2 separate regions of the Homo sapiens genome follow, and region 1 is linked to region 2. Evidence: chromatin contacts called from ENCODE Hi-C or POLR2A ChIA-PET data. All regions are on one chromosome and are shown on one strand. Each heading gives the region's core, a stretch centred on a gene start or an enhancer-like site at or near the end of the contact. The rest is flanking DNA. Distances are from core to core; before and after follow the strand shown.

The links. Hi-C counts contacts between places; a loop is a spot of excess contacts on that map. ChIA-PET counts read pairs that join two places held with the same protein, here RNA polymerase II (POLR2A). Pooled maps may share reads with other maps.
Region 1: a loop to region 2 is called in a map of HepG2, with 7 times the contacts of the local background. The contact joins two enhancer-like sites. A Hi-C loop is called at or near these places in 2 of 168 maps with a recorded cell type or tissue (Caco-2 and HepG2) and 3 of 50 pooled maps. POLR2A ChIA-PET finds 5 or more read pairs at or near these places in 6 of 52 experiments (B cell, GM10248, GM12878 and 3 more).

What each region holds. Positions count from the first base shown.
Region 1 is chr20:53,800,083-53,805,712 of GRCh38, forward strand. No RefSeq gene overlaps it. Among named protein-coding and RNA genes, the nearest start is that of BCAS1-AS1, 110 kb to the right of the region's middle. RefSeq lists an enhancer at 1,214-1,715. Within about 2 kb of position 1,694, at least 3 of the 41 ENCODE cell types and tissues checked have a DNase peak (open chromatin) inside an H3K27ac peak, as active enhancers do.
Region 2 is chr20:53,576,001-53,582,079 of GRCh38, forward strand. ZNF217 (zinc finger protein 217) reads right to left here. Exons shown (of 6, transcript NM_006526.3): 2 at 5,461-6,079; 3 at 2,334-2,450; 4 at 1-1,280. Among named protein-coding and RNA genes, the nearest start is that of ZNF217, 15 kb to the right of the region's middle. RefSeq lists enhancers at 5,840-6,079, 6,029-6,079. Within about 2 kb of position 3,916, at least 26 of the 41 ENCODE cell types and tissues checked have a DNase peak (open chromatin) inside an H3K27ac peak, as active enhancers do.

The sequences.
Region 1 (5,630 bases), core at 444-2,943, 220 kb after region 2:
CAAGTCCAGACTCTATTGTTTACCATTTGTGAGGCTCTGGACAGGTTATTTTTTCTTTCTGGGCCTTACTCTTCTCATGCATCAATGGGAATAACAATGTTTACCCCCAGAGCGTTATTATTAAGTATGATAATATTTTTATTTTTATTTTGAGACAGGTTCTCACTCTGTCGCCCAGGCTGGAGTGTAGTGGCAGTGGTGTGATTATGGCTCATTGAGCCTCAACCTGCTGGACTCAAGTGATTCTCCTCAGCCTCCTGCGTAGGTGGGACTACACGTGTGTACCTCCACACCTGGCTGAAGTTTTTAAATTTTTGGTAGACATGGGGATCTTACTGTGTTGCCCAGGCTGATCTCAATCTCCTGAGCTCAGCGATCCTTCTGCCTCAGCCTCCCAAAGTCCTGGGGTTACAAGTGTGAGCCACCAAGCCTGGGCTATTAATATATAAGTATAAGGATTAAGTGAACTGATATATAATCACCCCTTCAGTAACTCCCCTCCCACTTAAAATAAAATCCAAGAAACCAGGATGTCTGGTCATTCTAACTCTAGATTACTTTGGACTTCAAAGCTCCTATGCAATAATGATGCCTGAAACCTAGAAGAAAAGGACCAGAATTCCAGAGGGTCCAAACTTACTTTCTGAATTCTGCCAAGGAGAAACAATATCCTATACACAGCTTGGCAGCTAAGGGAGAAGGCAGCCATGGTCCTTATCAACAGTGACCATCTATAGGATCATCTAAATTGGGACGCTCGTATGGATACAACAGATACTATTAATAATCACACGGGGACCGCAAGCATTAACCAGGACAGTCCTGGGCAAATTGGGCTGCAGGCTCACCCCAGTGTATCTATTTGCAGAATCTGGAGGGCGGGCCTCCTCAGCAAGCCTCTGGCGCATGTTTGAACTGCTCTTAAGCTGTTAAGCACTAAGCGCTGTCATCAAAGTGTTTTTCTGATAAGAAGCTCGAAGTCCACTGAGAAGAATCCAGTTGAGATAAATGGGCTCTCTACTCTGTGTCCATGTTACGGTTTTCAAGGTTCAATAGTTACCTGCCTAGGGTCTCCTCTGTAAGTCACCAATAACCCAGTTTGATTGTATTAAAAGCGCTGGAGTTTCTTAGGTCAAAAAGAACTGGCATAACTGATGTAGAAATAGCAGTTATTATTTTCCCAGCAGCTCTTCCACTCCAGGCACTGTTCTGAGTCATTTCAGCATCGTGATCTTTCTTGGAGGTGGTCGTTGTTAGACCCATTTTACGAGCGAGGACACTCAGGCTCAGAGTAAATAAGGAACTTGTCCGAGGTCACACAGCCTATAAGGGGCAGGCCTAAGAATCTGAATCTGGGGAGGTCTGACAGCAGGTCCTGGGCTCTTTATCTGTGTGGCCTCTTTCTTGTGTGGCGGTCTTTGATCTGCATCTCCTGGAGCCCTTGGGTTAATTGATCTGTCCATAGGAATCCTTAACCAGGTGTCCACGGACTCCCAAGCAGTCCTGGGATAGAATTTATGATACATTGATTAACAAACAGACAAACAAACAAAAACACATATATACTCTAATCTGCATTTTCTCATTTTTCCCCTTTCTTTCTTTTTTTTTTTTTTGTTTGAGACAGAGTCTCGCTCTGTCGTCCATGCTGGAGTGTAGTGGCGCGATCCTGACTCACTGCAACCTCTGCCTGCCAGGCTCAAGCGATTCTTGTACCTCAGCCTCCTGAGTAGCTGGGACTACAGGCGTGTGCTGCCACGCCCAGCTGATTTTTGTATTTTAAGTAGAGACAGGGTTATGCCATGTTGGCCAGGCTCGTTTCGAACTCCTGACCTCGTGATCTGCCCACCTTGGCCTCCCAAAGTGCTGGGATTACGGTCGTGAGCCACCACGCCCGGCCTATTTTCCACCTTTTGAATATAGGCAAACCACAGCAGAATTAGCAGTCCTTGAGACTTTGTTGCCAGTGGAAACCAGATATTTTCATCTTACACCAGAGTTACAAATAATAGGAAGTATCCTCTATAGTTATTGCTATCTCAAAATTACAGTTGTTAGAATCTGCACTGCATCTTGTCACTTAATGTGTTAATAAAAATGCACACATATTACCATATTATACATTTGTTTTAACATTTTTAGGGGAACTGCATTTTAATGTAATTGGATTTCTTTGCAAGCCTGTGCATTTTTTTGTCCTGAGAACGGGATCACAGGCTTCCTCAGACAACCAACAGGGTCCACGGTACAAAAAGATGGAACTACTGCAAAGAGTTGACGAATGGGCCAGTTAGTAAACAAATCATTCACTCTTTATGTGCAAAATTTTATCTAATTTCTCCATAACATCACCAAAACTTGCACATGTAAGTAGAGAAAGCCTTAATGGAAATTTCTCATTCATTTATTTCTTTTCTTTCTTTTTTTTTTTTTGAGACGGAGTCTCTGTTGCCCAGGATGGGGTGCAGTGGTGCGATCTCAGCTCACGGTAACCTCCACCTCCTGGACTCAAGCGATTCTCCTGCCTCAGCCTCCCGAGTAGCTAGGACCATAGGCACATGCCACCGTGTGTGGCTAATTTTTATATTTTTAGTAGAGACAGGGTTTTGCCACGTTGGCCAGGCTGGTCTCGAACTCCTGACCTCAGGTGAGCCACCCTCCTTGGCCTCCCAAAGTGCTGGGATTACAGGTGTGAGCCACCATGCCCAGCCCATTTATTTCTTAAATGGATGTTAATTGGGCACCTCCTGGGTACCAGGCCCTGTGAATGGCATGGGAGATACAGGAGGGGACAGGACAAACATAGATGAAAGCCCCAGCTTTCGTGGAGCTGACATGATAAGCGGTCAAAGCAACAATCAAACAATAATCGTACATAGAATTAGCTAACCCAAGTGTGACGAGCTGTGGCAGAATGCACTGAGAATTCTTTAACCAAGTACTGCTTGGCCAAGATCTGAAAGATGATCAAGTGCCAACAGGCAGAGAGTTTAGGCAGAGCAGCCCAGGCTCAGCACCAAGGAGCTGAAGCCAGTTCTCTTAGGCCAACCAGAGCCAACTGTTAAATTTTCAGGAATTTTGTGACCTGATTGTTAAACATAGCCATTATTAAAATGGTTATATAAACTTACAATTAAATAAATTATATTGAAAATAAATATCTCTAGCATGGCTCTAGAGATCTTAACAGGTGGATACTGCTGTATTCTTTTTTTTGAGACGGAGCCTCGCTGTCCCCCAGGCTGGAGTGCGGTGGCGCGATCTCGGCTCACTGCAAGCTCCACCTCCCAGGTTCACACCATTCTCCTGCCTCAGCCTCCTGAGTAGCTGGGACTACAGGCACCCGCCACCAAGCCCGGCTAATTTTTTGTTTTTTAGTAGAGACGGGGTTTCACCGTGTTAGCCAGGATGGTCTTGATCTCCTGATCTCGTGATCCACCCGTCTCGACCTCTCAAGAGACTGCTGTATTCTTATACCGTGCAAGGATAATGGAACCCTCCCTCCCTCCCTCCCTCCCTTCATTCCTTCCTTCCTTCCTTTTTTTTTTTTTTTTTCTGAGGCGGGGTCTTACTCTGTTGCCCAGGCTGGAGTGCAGTGGCTCAATCTTAGCTCACTGCAGCCTTGAACTCCTGGAATCAAGCAATTCTCTCATGTCAGTCTCCTGGGTAGTTGGAACTACAGGCGCATGTCACCATGTCCAGTTAATTTTTAAACTTTTGTAGAGATGTGATCTCACTGTATTGCCAGGGCTGGTCTCAAACTCCTGGCCTCAAACAATCCTCCTGCATTGGCTTCCCAAATTACTGGTATTACAGGTGTGAGCCACCACACCCAATCTCCCATACATTCTATCCAATTGTATCTTGAACACCACTCATTTCAGCAGTGAACATTATTTCTAGTATCCTTTCCAGCAAACCCTCTGGTGCAGGGTCCTATAATATCTGAAAGACTTAAGCAACTGTCACTGCCTGGTGGGTTCCTGATTACCATACTTTAAATACTGACTAATTCACTCTGGGTTGCAAATTCAAGTTCATTAATACACATTTCCTCCTGCTTCACATTATTTACTCTGGAGACTTTTTTTTTTTTTTTTTTTTTGAGACAGAGTCTCACCCTGTCACCCAGGCTGAAGTGGAGTGGTGGGATCATGGCTCACGGCAGTCTTGAACTCCAGGGCTCAAGTGATCCTCCACCTGAGCCTCCCAAGAACCGGGACTACAGGTGCATGCCACCTATGCCAGGCTAATTTTTATTTATTTATTTTTTTGAGGCGGAGTCTCGCTTTGTTGCCCAGGCTGGAGTGTAGTGGCATAATCTCGGCTCACTGCAACCTCTGCCTCCTGGGTTCAAGTGATTCTCTTGCCTCAGCCTCCTGAGTAGATGGGATTACAGGTGTGTGCCACCACACCTGGCTAATTTTTGTATTTTTAGTTGAGACGGGGTTTCACCATGTTGGTCAGGCTGGTCTCGAACTCCTGACCTTGTGATCTGCCCACCTCGGACTCCCAAAGTGCTGGGATTACAGTCGTGAGCCACCATGCCTGGCCTTATCAGGCTAATTTTTAAAGTTGTTTTTGGAGAGACAAAGTCTCCCTATGTTTCCCAGGCTGGTCTTGAACTTCTGGGCTCAAGTGATTTGCCTGCCTCAGCCTCCCAAAGTGCTGGAATTATAGGCATGAGCCACTGCTCCTGGTCATGTTATTTACTCTGAAGTACTCTTATAGTAAACAACAACACATATGAGATCATAATGTCTAACATCACCAGTTTATCCCGAATTTTGTTGCATTTCACTATTTCTTCTGTTCAGCATCAAATGTAGAAGGTGGGTTGTGTTTTGGGTTCCTATCATTCAAAATTTCTGTACCGTTAAACCCTACAATTACACATAGTGGAATGAGACGTTGTCACCATGAGAGGTAAAAAGGAGACAGGACCCCACTGAGGAAACCAGGGATTCATGCCTCTGACCTCCAGCTCACCCCAGGATACACACTCAGTGATGAAATAATCCTAACCCTAAATTGCATGAATTACATTGTTCTCCCTCCCTGTCCCTTTCCTCTGATCCATCTCTTTTGCAAAACTCATGCAATCTGAGTGTGTTTCATGGTAAAATTGTAATGTATACAGTTTTCCCATTTGTGTTTTTATTTGCAAACTGACAGCCGCTTAACCCTGGCACTCGTGGAAAATATTGCCTTGGAAAACGACCTCACCTGACTATGGCATCCATGAGGAGCAGTGAATGATACTGATAGGGGTTAAGACTTGCTTGCCCCTCTGCTTTTGCACAAGTGGTGCCTCTGCCTGGAATACCTTGACCTGCCTCCTGAGCTGTGTATCCAAATCTCAGTTCTGGCATCCCTCCCTCTGTGATGCCATCCTGGGGATCTCCAGCAGAGTCATCATGGCCTTCTTTGTCCCTGCCCCTTACATCTGCTGTGATACTTTTCCTGGAGGTCAAAACACAAATACGTAGAATGCTCAATTTCCACAGAAGGCTAAGAAATGAACCAAGTGGGTTGGGGGTGAAGAACCGGGAACCAAGGCACCAGAGTGAACTGGGAAGCCTGTGCTGGGTCCAAGGGTGCAGCTGCTGCTCAGGCCTGGCCTGGTTTCT
Region 2 (6,079 bases), core at 2,666-5,165:
CTTCAGTCTTTTTGGAAGGGGCTCACCAAATTCTGCTGCAGTATTGCTGGCACTCCGATTACAGAAATAGTCTCTTCCCGGAGGTGCCCACGGGCTGTCGTTCTTGGCGGGGTAGTCGATGGAACCATTGATGTTACTGCTGCCGAGGGTGGGCTGAGAAGGAGCTACTGGAAGAGGTTTCAATTTTGTCTCGGGTCTTTTTGTCTTATCCGGTGCAGGGGAAACACTGGTTTTAGGAAACATCTCAGATTGCTGTTGCCTGGTGGCGGCCCCTTGGACCCCCACATTCTGCTGTGGTCTGTGGGACTTCAGGTTACTTGGGGCTAAAGTGCTAGAGTCTATCCCTGAAGTCAGAGGGGCCTTGCCTGGCCCAGGAGGGCTCTGCTTCCCCTTCGCAGATGGCAGGGATTTGGACTGCGCCGGGAAAGCAGACTTGGGCTTGGGTTTACAGAAACTAGAGAGGGGAGGCACATCTTTTCCCAGCAACGCTGGCGGGCATCCGGTACGTCGACTTCTAAGCAAGGACTTGTTTCGACAGTTTTTATGAACGTCAGGATTGTATTTATGCTCCAGTCTCTGGTGCATCATTAAAACTTCTGGATAAAATGTCTTGAAGGTACAAAATGGACAGGTGATACTTGGAATCAAACTTTTACTCAAAGAAATTGCCGGGCAATTGTGAAGAGCCCCCACGGATAAATTTAAAGGTTTTTCGTGACAATCCACACTTGGCCTGTATCTGCAGTCAGCTGCGGTCTCCGTTTGCTTCTCTTTGGGGCTAACTTCAAGGTTATGGGTGGTACTGCCATCCGGAGGAGGAGTAACATCCGCCTTGGTTCTACAGATGAGGTTATTTGCCTGAGTTTCAACTGCTGATCTCTTTTTTAACAGGTCCAGGTAAGCAGGGGTAGGGTTTTTATTCACTTTATCAGCACTGTCATCAGCTGCATTTTTATGGAAATCCTGAGTATCTTTGTGTGCTGGTGAGAGGACAGCGCTGCCCAGAACATTCTGAAAAACAGAAGGCATCTCCTTAAGCTGCTTTGCAGGTGGACTGCCTGTAACATCTTTGGCACCATCAAAAAATCTTTTCAAATTTTTGGTTTGCGCACTGTCAGCGGTTAATAGTGCATCTTCAGTGTCCTGATTTTTACCATCGTTCTTGACTTCAGCAGCAACATCGGTTTGTTTTTCCTTGTGATGTCTCTCCAAGTGATACCTCAGAGATGTCTTCTGGGCTGCAGCATATTCACAAAATTCACATTTGTATGGTTTTTCACCTAAGGCAAGAAATGGCACTTTATTATAGAAGTGTATGAAAAGCACTGAAATAGATCAAATATCTATTTATTAAGAAAACAGGCTTCTTTCCTCCTTTTGCTTTCTCGATCTACTATCACATAGGATTTCTCATCAGTTCTTTATCATCCTTACTGTAATGAATATTTGAAATTATGAATGCCTATCTTCAATAGAAAAATTAACAGCAACACTTCTAACTTATTTAATCTTCCTAACAGCCCTAGGGAAATATGTATTATTCTACTTTTACAGCAAAGAAAACTAAAAGCACAAAAAGGTTAAATAACTTGCCCAAGGGTGCACAGATAGTAAGTGGAAGAGATGAAATTTCAAATCTACGCAGCCTCCTACATCATGATGTCATAGCTCCTTTCACAATCTCAAGACTACTAAATAGATTCTCATTTCATTCTCAATCATAAAGACATAAGATGCAGCATTTTAAAATACTGTAGCTTTTAATAAGATAAGAGTCAGGACATAGCAGTCATAAACTAAACAAATGAACTTTGTCCGGGCGCGGTGGCTCACGCCTGTAATCCCAGCACTATGGGAGGCCAACACTATGGGAGGCCAAGGTGAGCGGATCACTTGAGGTCAGGAGTTCGAAACCAGCCTGGCCAGCATGGTGAAACCCCATCTCTACTAAAAATACAGAAATTAGCCGGGTGTGGTGGCAGGTACCTGTAATCCCAACTACTGGGGAGGCTGAGGCAGGAGTATTGCTTGAACCAGGGAGGTGGAGGCTGCAGTGAGCCGAAATTGCACCACTGCACTCCAGCCGAGGTGACAGAGCAAGACTCCGTCTCAAAAAACAAAAAAGAAAGAAAAGAAATGAACTGCAAATAAGAACAATGGCTCAAGTTACAATGGCACTAAAAGAATAAAAATAACCACTGCAATCAACATGCTACATATTTATCCTTAAGCTAGTCCAAGGATCTGGCAGAGTATCTGAACAACAACAACAAAAAAATTAGATAACTACATAATTTAACTAATGCATGGTTAAAAAAATAAAAGTTCTTTACCTGTATGCGTTCTGAGATGAATATTGAGGTAATAATTTGAACGGAAAAACTTTCCACAATAACTACACTCTCTTGAAGATGTAAGATGTTTTATTTTTCCTCCATCATCATTTTTATCTTAAAGGAAAAACAAAAATATTTATATAAGAAGGTAGCTGAAGTACCTGAATAAGGCATGCTGACTTAAATATTCTTGACATAAACATTTTTGGAAAGCATGAAAAAATTCTTTTATATAACATCGGGTTAGAACAAAACGGCTAGACACACACCAAATGCTGTTGGAGGTTGTTTGAAGTTTTAGAGTGTTATAACATGATTTTGTTTTGTTTTTTTCTGGGTACAGCAGAGTACACTATTAAACATTCAGTTCTTCGTTTGCCTTAATCACAAGAAAGATCATTTCATAGACTGAATTGCCCGGGCAGCTTCCGGTTCTCAGTGTCTCTGAGCAGGCAGGATCTGGCAAACTGAAGGTGGACATACATACTGGCGGGAAAAATTATCTTCTTCAGAATAATTTAGAAAAATGAGCCAATTACAAACCGTCAACTTCCCAACCACCAGGGGAAAAATAAGCCGTTTAAGGTTAGGATTAAACAACTGACCACTAGAGGGCAGCAAGCACAACTTAATCTTCAACAGAAAAGAAAGTCTGGCATTGGGCAAGCACCTAGGAAAGTCTGTCAAAATTTAGCAAAGTTTTGGAAAGCAGGCTGTATTGTCCACAAACACTCATGTGGGCGAAAGAGATCTGACAAATGAAAACCTGTCCCCAAATGACAGTGTTTGGCTTTAGTTTCTGCAGGACAATAGGACAATGTGTCTCACGTGCATCAGGAGAAGTTAGAGTCCACTGGAAGGAGGACAGAACTTCAAACACACACCAGCCCTCCAAAAGACAATCAGAGGTGCTGCCGTTAAAATACCACCCCCAAAACACATGAATGTTTAAGTTTTAAATAAATGTCCCCTCACTGTAGATCATATCACTATCCACCTGTAAGACAGACACCCTTGATGATCTATATAGTGTCTAAAGAAAGAAAAAAAAATTTACTTGATCTTCTTAAGTCTTAAAAAAGCCAGGATGATAGTACAATATGATAAATCTAGACTACTAAGATAATATAAGTTTAGGAAAATCAATTCCCCAAATACAGAATGGCCAGCTTTTTTTTCTTACAATCATACCCAAACTAGCTGGGTTTATAACTGGGCGTTGTTGCAATTTCCGACTCCCAACTATGTGTCAGGATTTATGGTATGTTGCGTCATATCCAAAAAGCTATGAAATGCCTTTTCTTTAGAACAAAGGACATGACATTTCCACATCTACCTGGTTCCTGCTCTTTCAAGCATCACCTCTGACTTTACAGTTATATTTTTTAAAGGACTGTGATCTTTTTACAAATAGGCTGTTGAAATTGTCCTTGGGAGGTGGAAGACAGGGGTCAATGAACCATTTTGCAAACAGGGAAATAGTAGCAAAGAAAGGTTAAGCAACTCATAATTGGTCACAAAACAACGCAGTGGTAGAACCAGAACTCAACGCCAAGCTGGGGTGCTCCCACCCACAGCCAGGCATTCTGTCCTGCCTGATGATCTAGCCCATGTTTTCCACACCACCTACCGGTAACTGGCCTTTTCATTTCTTTCAGGGAACTGGGGCATCTCACAGGGCCCCTGCAACAGTACCGGCACTAGCAGAAACCACTTAGCTAACTGGAGTCTGTGTTTAAAGCCTCTTTTTATGATGCCATTAAGACATTAGATTTGTAGTATGCTAAGTGCTGGGTTTCCTGTGTCCCAGGAAACTCAAAAACATTCTAAAGATTTGATATACAGACTACAGTTCTCACGTCAATCACATGATCAGAAAAGGAACTGGCACTGGCTGAAGAGCAGGTGAAGGAAGAGTCCAATCAATCGTGTGGGCAAATTCATCGTGGGTCTCATACACCCAGTTTTCCGAAGAATTCAAGCACACAATCAAGTGACACTGAGAGGAGGAGGCACTTGTTTTAACCGAGGACCACTTTGACAGATGCTTCCCTAAGACCGATTCATGTTCCCATCATTCGCTTGTCAATTACGGCCTGCCCATCAGGGTCTTTTCAACTGTTTTAAGCAGCAAGATCCTCTATTCAAACAAAATACTAAACTCTGATAGGAGAAGCTCTGGCTACAGTGAGGATGGGCGCAACTCCAAACACAGGTGGAATCCTTTGCCCTAGATAACGCCCACCAGGGCTCAGGAATATTATGTGAGCATGCCTTCAGTGATCACCTTCTCTTTCTATAAATGCCACTAGTACACTGAAAATTCTGCTGAGCAAATGAGCCTTCTTAAAAATGTCTTCAGTGTGCTCACATTCCTTGTATTTTATGACAAATCATTTGGGTTCCTGAGGTACCTATAAATGGATACTAGCTTGCCAGACAGAAAGGACAAGGTTTTGGACAGCACCAAACGGCTGCCCAAATAATATTCCTGGCTCTAGTTGATCATCACTCCCAGTACCTTTTATGGCCACTAGAAATTCACTACAGAAAAAGATCAGGAACGCCAGAAAAACTTAAGTGAAGGCTAGGGTCTCTCAATGCTCAAACTATTGACATTTGGGACCAGATAATTCTTTGATGATGGGGCTGTCCTGTGCACTGTACCATGCTGAGCAGTGTCCCTGGCCTCTGCCCACTGGATGCCAGCAGGCACACCCACACACACAGTATGACAACCAAAATGCCTCCAGACATTGCCAGATACTGATTGGGAACAAAATCGCCCCAGTTAAGAAGCAGTGCATTTGGGCTGGATGCACAAGTTATTTTTTTTTTAAAGTGTGTTTTGTGAGCAAAACGATACACGTTTAAAAAATATATATATATTTTCAGAACAAGGAGACCTCTTAACTCAACCCTGTTATTACAGAAATGAGAAAATTAAGGCCCTGAGAGGTTAAATGACTTACACAGAGTGATACCAAAAAGAGCCTGGACTTGACTCTGGCTCTCCAAACCCCATTCCTGGCCAGCGTTGTCTGGAGATGGGAATAGAGAGGGGGAGACGGGGAGACAGACAGACACAGGCGGAACAGCACGGGACGGAGACAGGGCAGCTTACCCAGATGGATTCCTTCGGGAAGCCCATCCTCAGATCCGTCTTCAGAACCACCTTCCCCTCGATCCACGGCTCCATTTTCATCCAGAGGGGCGGCGAGGTCAGGAGAACACGTCCCCGGCTGCCTCCCGTCCACAGACATGGTGGGCGACTCCGCGCCGGCCCTCCGGTCCTTCTTGTGGACCCTGGAGTGCAAGACCAGCTGGTGGTAGGTTCTGAAAGCTTTGCCGCACTCGGAGCAGTGAGTGGGCTTCTCCTTGCTACTGGGTAACTTGGGATCCGCGTCCACGGAGGGCGCTTCGCCGTGGGAGTGTTTGCACTTCTCTTTCTCTTGCGAGAGGCCTGCACAACTGCCCTTATTTGTTTCTCCAAGCTCCTTCTCGGAACTCGAATCGTCGTTGTCGGTGCTCCCTTCTTGCCCCGATTCCTTCACTTCTTGGCAAATGGCAACTTTTCCTTTGGTAGCCAGCTGCCAAGCCTGGAAGGTGGTGAACGGATCGAGCTGAGGGATGCATCTGACAGGCTTCTTCCCCGTTTCAGGGTGAGATTTTGGTCTCAAGTTGAACAACTGCAGGAAGTCCTCCCTCGAGGACGGCATTCCTCCTTGTGGAGAGTCTGTCTG